Linked DNA regions of Mus musculus: region 1 is linked to region 2. Evidence: chromatin loops called from intact Hi-C (ENCODE). Cell type or tissue: left cerebral cortex. All regions are shown on one strand. Links, peaks and the distances in the headings refer to the core of each region. The heading gives the core; the rest is flanking DNA. Region 1 has its middle 8.3 kb from the start of 1700036G14Rik. Region 2 has its middle 2.4 kb from the start of Gm30944.

Region 1 (2,914 bases), core at 236-2,735, 290 kb before region 2:
ACCACAGACACTATTGGGACAGGGCTTTGCCATCATGAGAGAGACAAGGTTAATTCTTCGCCTTCCATGTTAAAAGTCCAGTAAAATCCTGCCCCTGCCACGGAAAGTGAATCATATCATCTGGATGAATGGAGAGTGGCTCCCTCTGGCAGGAAAGCTGGCCAGCAAGTGGGTGGGACACACCAGTGAGCCCAAAAGATATGCCCTTCCCCCTCTTCCTGTGCATGGTTCCCCTTATAGTCTTCCTCGTCTCTGTGGCTGCTAAAGCCATCTGCCAAGCCCCCAGCTATCCTTGGCTAGCACTGTCCAGAGGGGAGGCATATTCAAGGAACTCTTTCTTTCTTTCTTTCTTTCTTTCTTTCTTTCTTTCTTTCTTTCTTTCTTTCTTTCTTTCTTTCTCTCTCTCTCTCTCTCTCTCTCTCTCTCTCTCTCTCTCTCTCTCTTTCTTTCTCTCTTTTTTTTTGATTGGATATTTTCTTTAATTACATCTCAAATGTTTTCCCCTTTCCAGGCCTCCCCTTTTGGAAACCCCGTATCCCATCCCTCCTCCCCACTGCCTCTATGAGGGTGCTCCCCCACCCACCCACTCCCATCCTCCAACCCTGGCATTCCCCTACATGGGGTATCGAGCCTTCACAGGACCAAGGGCCTCTCTTCCAGCTGATGCCCAACAAGGCCATCCTCTGCCACATACATGCCCAGTGCCATGGGTCCCTCCGTGTGTACTCTTTGGTTGTTGGTCCAGTCCCTGGGAGCACCAGGGGGTCTGGCCTGTTGACACTGCTGCTCCCTCCATGGGGCTGCAAACCCCCTCAGCTCCTTCAGTCCTTTCTCCAACTCCTCCATCGAGGACCCCCAAGCTCAGCCCAATGGTTGGCTGCAAGCTTCTGCCTCTATATATTAGGCTCTGGCAGAGCCTCTCAGGAGACAGCCATATCAGGCTAAGGAAATAGCTTCTTAGCTTGACTTTCTTTGGCCTGCCTGTGACCTTCACTACCCACCTAACCCTTCTCTCCTCTAAAGCCTTGCCCAGCCTCTGGGTATCTAGAGAACCAGAGACCAGACATTCAGTTTTACTGTAAGAACAAGCCATTGTTATTTCTCTTTCCAGGTATTTCAGTCATTCCTAAATGTGGTTTTTATATTTATCACTAAAAGGGATATAAAGGAGATGGGGGATCCCAGTTAGAGGAGGAGGACTTAGCTGGGAAAGGCACTTGCTTTGCTCAAAGAGGAAACCTGCTGTTCTAGTGTGGAAGCAGGCTGGCCTGGCGCAGAAGTCTCGGTGTGGTGGGACTTAGGGAGAGGAGCTTGGCAAGCCTTCTGCAGGCTGAGCGCAGCTTGCGATCAGCTCGTTTCTATTGACTAAAAACTTGCTAGGAGAGGATAAAAAAATCATAGCAGGCACAATATAGCTACAGCGAAGACCTTGTTTTTGCTCTCTTTCTTTTTTAAAAACAATATAATCAATGAAAGGATTTGGGAAGAAAAAACAGAAAGAACTGTGGAGAGCGAGCACCCAGGATCTTGAAATGGGTCTTTTTCTCCCTGCAATCACTTCCTGCATGGTAGTTTAGCTTTATTTGCCTTTTGAGAGATGGAGCTATGTCAATAGCAGCCAATCATCCCATTAGCTGGGCTGACAGGCAGAGCCACAGCCTGGCTGGTGCCTGAGGTGGGTGTCTGTTCATCTTTCCCTGCTCCAGGCTGCTCTCAGCTTCCACCTGTGGCTGCAGCAGCTGCCAGGGAGCAGGGCTCAGCACTGCAGTGAGAAACAAGAGCGTCTTCCATGCGCAAATGGCAGTAACTGATTTCTCCCTTGACGCTTCTGCCAGGAAATGAAGACTGCCCAGGGGAGAAGCATGTGGAGCCAGTGGGACGTTTGTTTCTGTTTCACTTGCTAAGCATTGCATTTTCTGCATTTAGGGAAGACCATAGGAGGGACTGATCCAGGACAGACTGGATACTGACACAGCCCAACTGCTGGGTCAAGAAAAGGAATTTTATCCATTGGTGTGTGTGTGGGGTGGGGGTGGGGGAGTCTCTATGTTCTTGTGAACTTGAACTTCAGCATATTCCAAACTCTTTTCCTCCAGAGCCGGTCCCTCTTCTGGGTCCCCTCTTGAACCCTGCCACCATCCTCCTCCTCACTGTTCATGAAATGATAGGAACTGGAAGTCATGCTTGAATTCCCTTCATCCCCATCCTCCCATCCATTACTAGACTGTATCAGCTTCATTCCATAGGATCACAATGTCTCTGGATTCTTCCATCCTCCATCCTTTACCCATTGCTGCATCCCTGAAAAACCATGGGAATCTATTATTGTCCCGACCCCTCCTGACCTTACAACAGAATTCATTGGCTTGTCTTGAGACAGTCTCTCATGTAGCCCAAGCTGGTCTCAACTTCACTGTGTAGCAGAAAAGGACCAGGAGATCATACTGTCTCTGCCACCTGAGTGACGCGGCTATAGGCATGGTGGCAGACTTCTGCAGTGCTAGGTATGGAACCCAGCATGGACTCTGTGCATGCCGGGCAGGCACTTTGCCAACTTGTTGGGAGCCGCCCTCACATTTGCCATTATAAGATGGCGCTGACAGCTGTGTTCTAAGTGGTAAACATAATCTGCACACGTGCAGGGGCAGTTTTCCCGCCATGTGTTCTGCCTTTCTCGTGATGACAACTGGGCCGATGGGCTGCAGCCAATCAGGGAGTAATACGTCCTAGGCGGAGGATAATTCTCCTTAAAAGGGACGGGGTTTTGCCATTCTCTCTCTCTCTCTTGTTCTTGCTTTCTCTCTCTCTTGTTCTTGCTTTTTCTCTCTCTTGCTCTTGCTTTCTTGTTCTTGTTCTTTCTCTTGCTTTCTTGTTCTTGTTCTTTCTCTTGCTTTCTTGCTCTTGCTCTTGCTCT
Region 2 (2,914 bases), core at 195-2,694:
AAACAGCTCTGCATGCTGCTCAGTCCAGACTCATCCTTTGGCGATCTTCCTTTGCCACCTCCAGTTCTTGGGGAAGCACTTCTTTCCATCTTCCACACCTAAAAATGTTGATCATGTTTTGCCTGGGACAGAACCCAGGAGTCTGCTTTTTTTAATGCCAGAAAGTTTGGGGCCCATAAGTAAAGACCTATACTCTGAAAAATAGCATAGAAGAAATAGTCATATCTTAGGTCACTTCTAAGTACAACCATCAAGCCTGGACTTGCAGAGATTTTCACTCTGCTCTTCTTGGTTTTTCCAAGGAGCTAGAAGATGGGATGGGATCCATAGGACAGAACATAACAGTGGAGGTGTTTGGTCTTGAAATTTAATGTGGAGCCCAGTGGTGACCTCCTGTTAGAATACCAGAGGCCTCTTAGGCAGCATCTGTGTTCATCTCAGTTACCAAAAAGTGCACACTGATATGAGCCACTATTAATAGTGGCACTAGGTTGGCCAGAATAACACATGTAAAAATGCCTCCTCAGGGAGATAGTTAATCCCTTGAGAGCCCAGGTCATCTCAGGCATGACTTGATCCCCTCAGACATGACTGCCGGGATCCAAGAAGTAAGACAGGGGACTAGACACAGAAGGCCCAAGTGCAGTCCTCCCTGCATTCCCCTACTCTCCTGCAACAAACTCAGAACAGCCCTCAGTGTGTGAAGAACACTGACTGGATATTATATAGTTATAGAAGAAATATAAAATTATCTTAAGTGGTTTTTGAAGATATAGGAAGGCACAAAAGAAAAACAAAAGTCACCTGTGATCCTGCTATCCAGAAATAACCATTATTATCATTTTAGAGTAACACACTACTAGTTTTTCCTATGCATATATTTGCATAAAATAGCATACATCAAACCTGGATTTCATCAAATTCCCAGCTCTGTAACCTGCTTGCTCCACTTAACAATACATACCATTTTCCTGCATCATCAGCTGTTCTCTGACAACCTCATTTTTAACAGCCACATCCTAGCATGCGGGTACACAATGGCTGGAATATTTTAGACTACTTCTATTTTTTTGTTTTGGTTTTATTTTTGCTTTTTCTATTATAAATCTTATTATATGTCAGTAATGGTTTTCTCAGAATCGATTCTGAGACACTAATTCTGAGGTCCCTAAAATACACTTGTTAAAGCTGTAGCCACAAAGCATCAAATTACAAATATCAATTAACACTTGGGTAGGGTATGGTGAAGACTGGGGACCTGGGTCAGGCGGCAGGGTGTGAGGAGGGTGGTGCTGAAGTGAGAGCTATCTGTCCCAACTTCATCTCCATCACCTCTGAATATTAGGAGAAGCTTGCCTTCCCATCCCAAGTCCCCCAATCTCAAGGACTGTCTTTATAATCACAGATATTTCTCTTCTGTGATGATATTCAGCCCATTTTAGGAATCCTATGCAAATCTTTATCTGGCCTACAGCAATTATTTCTGAAAAACCAGACTTTTGACAGAAGTACATTTAAGTTTTTTTAAAAATAGCATTTTTTTAGTGCATGGTATTATCATTGTTACTTATTCAAATGTGTTGATGGTGGAGTAGGTGGAAGGGTGATGCTTGCATTGGCATGGCAACCAGTGACTAATTGAATTCTTCACAGCCCATGATGGCTGCTGTGACTTAGGTGGGGCCAGAAATGGATTTTCCTCCCTCTATGTGTCATGAGCTTATGGTAGAGAAAAGGTTACCCACTCATGATGGAGCCCCACTCATGATACAGCCCTTTCTTAAGCTATTTCTATTTTCAGTTTGTGCTACTTCTTGGGGTGAGAGGTTTAGAGCATCTCTTCCCACCCTGTGGATACAGGGCTTCTTCTGATCTGCAGATACCTCTTTGGGGTAGAATAGGACTCCTGGTTATTGTAATAGCTAGCACACAGTGGGCCTTTCCAATGGTACCAGACTCTCCTCGAGGCACTTTGTGTTTTTCATTTAATCCTTAACAAGCTGTGTGATGTGAGTACTGTTTTTGCCATCCCTCCTCTGGTTTTAGTTCCATTTTGCAGTGCCGAGAATTAAAGCCAGGTCTATATGTCCACCAGGCAAATGTTTACCACTGAGCTACACTCTGACCCTCTTATAATTAATTCTTGTTGTTTTCATTTGTTTGTTAGCTTGCTTGTTTGCTTTTGCTTGGGGCTGCTGTGGGGAGGGTTAAGACAGGATCTCATGTAACCCAGGCTGGCCTTGAATACCCTCCTACTTCAATGAGTGGTCACATTTAGGACAAGTCTTCCATCTTAACTAACCTAATCAAGATAATCCCTTACAGATATAACCAGAATGTTGTCTCCTACATCCTGTAAAGTTGACTATACTGTTTTATAACCTACTTTAATAAAGGTTCAACCTCTCCTTTAGCCCATCACCCACCAGAGATAGTAGAAAAGTCAGGTTATGGGGGAAGTGGACCTGTTTGGGAATAGCTCTTTGAGGGCCAGCTCAAATCCTCTTTGCCAGCATTTCAGTCCTGTAGCAAACACCACACACACAAACAGGCAGCTGTTCTTCAATCCTAAAGAAACTGCAAGGCTTCACCATCTGGCCTAAGGCCGCTGAAGAGGCAAACAGCTGAAGGAAACTCATGAGCAGTTCTTTGGTAAGTTTCTCTCAATGGTGGCATGACCACAAGTAGAGCCCAACAATGCTATGTAAAGTGAACCAATACCTGTGTGTCCTTAACCAAGAACAGCAAGGCAGAGTAAACCAAACCAAAGCTCAATGCTCGTCTCACACTGTCTATGGAGTCATATCTATATTCCTTCATCACATGTCCTTTCATGTGTCTGCCACAGGAAAACATAGCAAAGCCTGTGTCTGCTTCAGAAAAACATTCTTTTACAGGTCTGCTTTAACAAGAC

Evidence for each region. Peaks named below come from ENCODE experiments on the same cell type or tissue, not always from the same donor. Only the 100,000 strongest peaks of a DNase experiment are listed, where the experiment ranks them.
Region 1: it touches region 2 in a loop (15-fold over the local background); 5 of 42 quality-filtered maps call a loop at or near these places.

Annotation. Positions count from the first base shown.
Region 1 is chr3:85,307,734-85,310,647 of GRCm38, reverse strand. No RefSeq gene overlaps it. Among named protein-coding and RNA genes, the nearest start is that of 1700036G14Rik, 8.3 kb to the left of the region's middle. In left cerebral cortex, for the core only: no CTCF peak of the experiment used is centred there; DNase peaks (open chromatin) are centred at 1,274 and 1,697; H3K27ac peaks cover 2,198 bases.
Region 2 is chr3:85,019,096-85,022,009 of GRCm38, reverse strand. No RefSeq gene overlaps it. Among named protein-coding and RNA genes, the nearest start is that of Gm30944, 2.4 kb to the left of the region's middle. In left cerebral cortex, for the core only: no CTCF peak of the experiment used is centred there; DNase peaks (open chromatin) are centred at 571, 1,001 and 1,669; H3K27ac peaks cover 2,350 bases.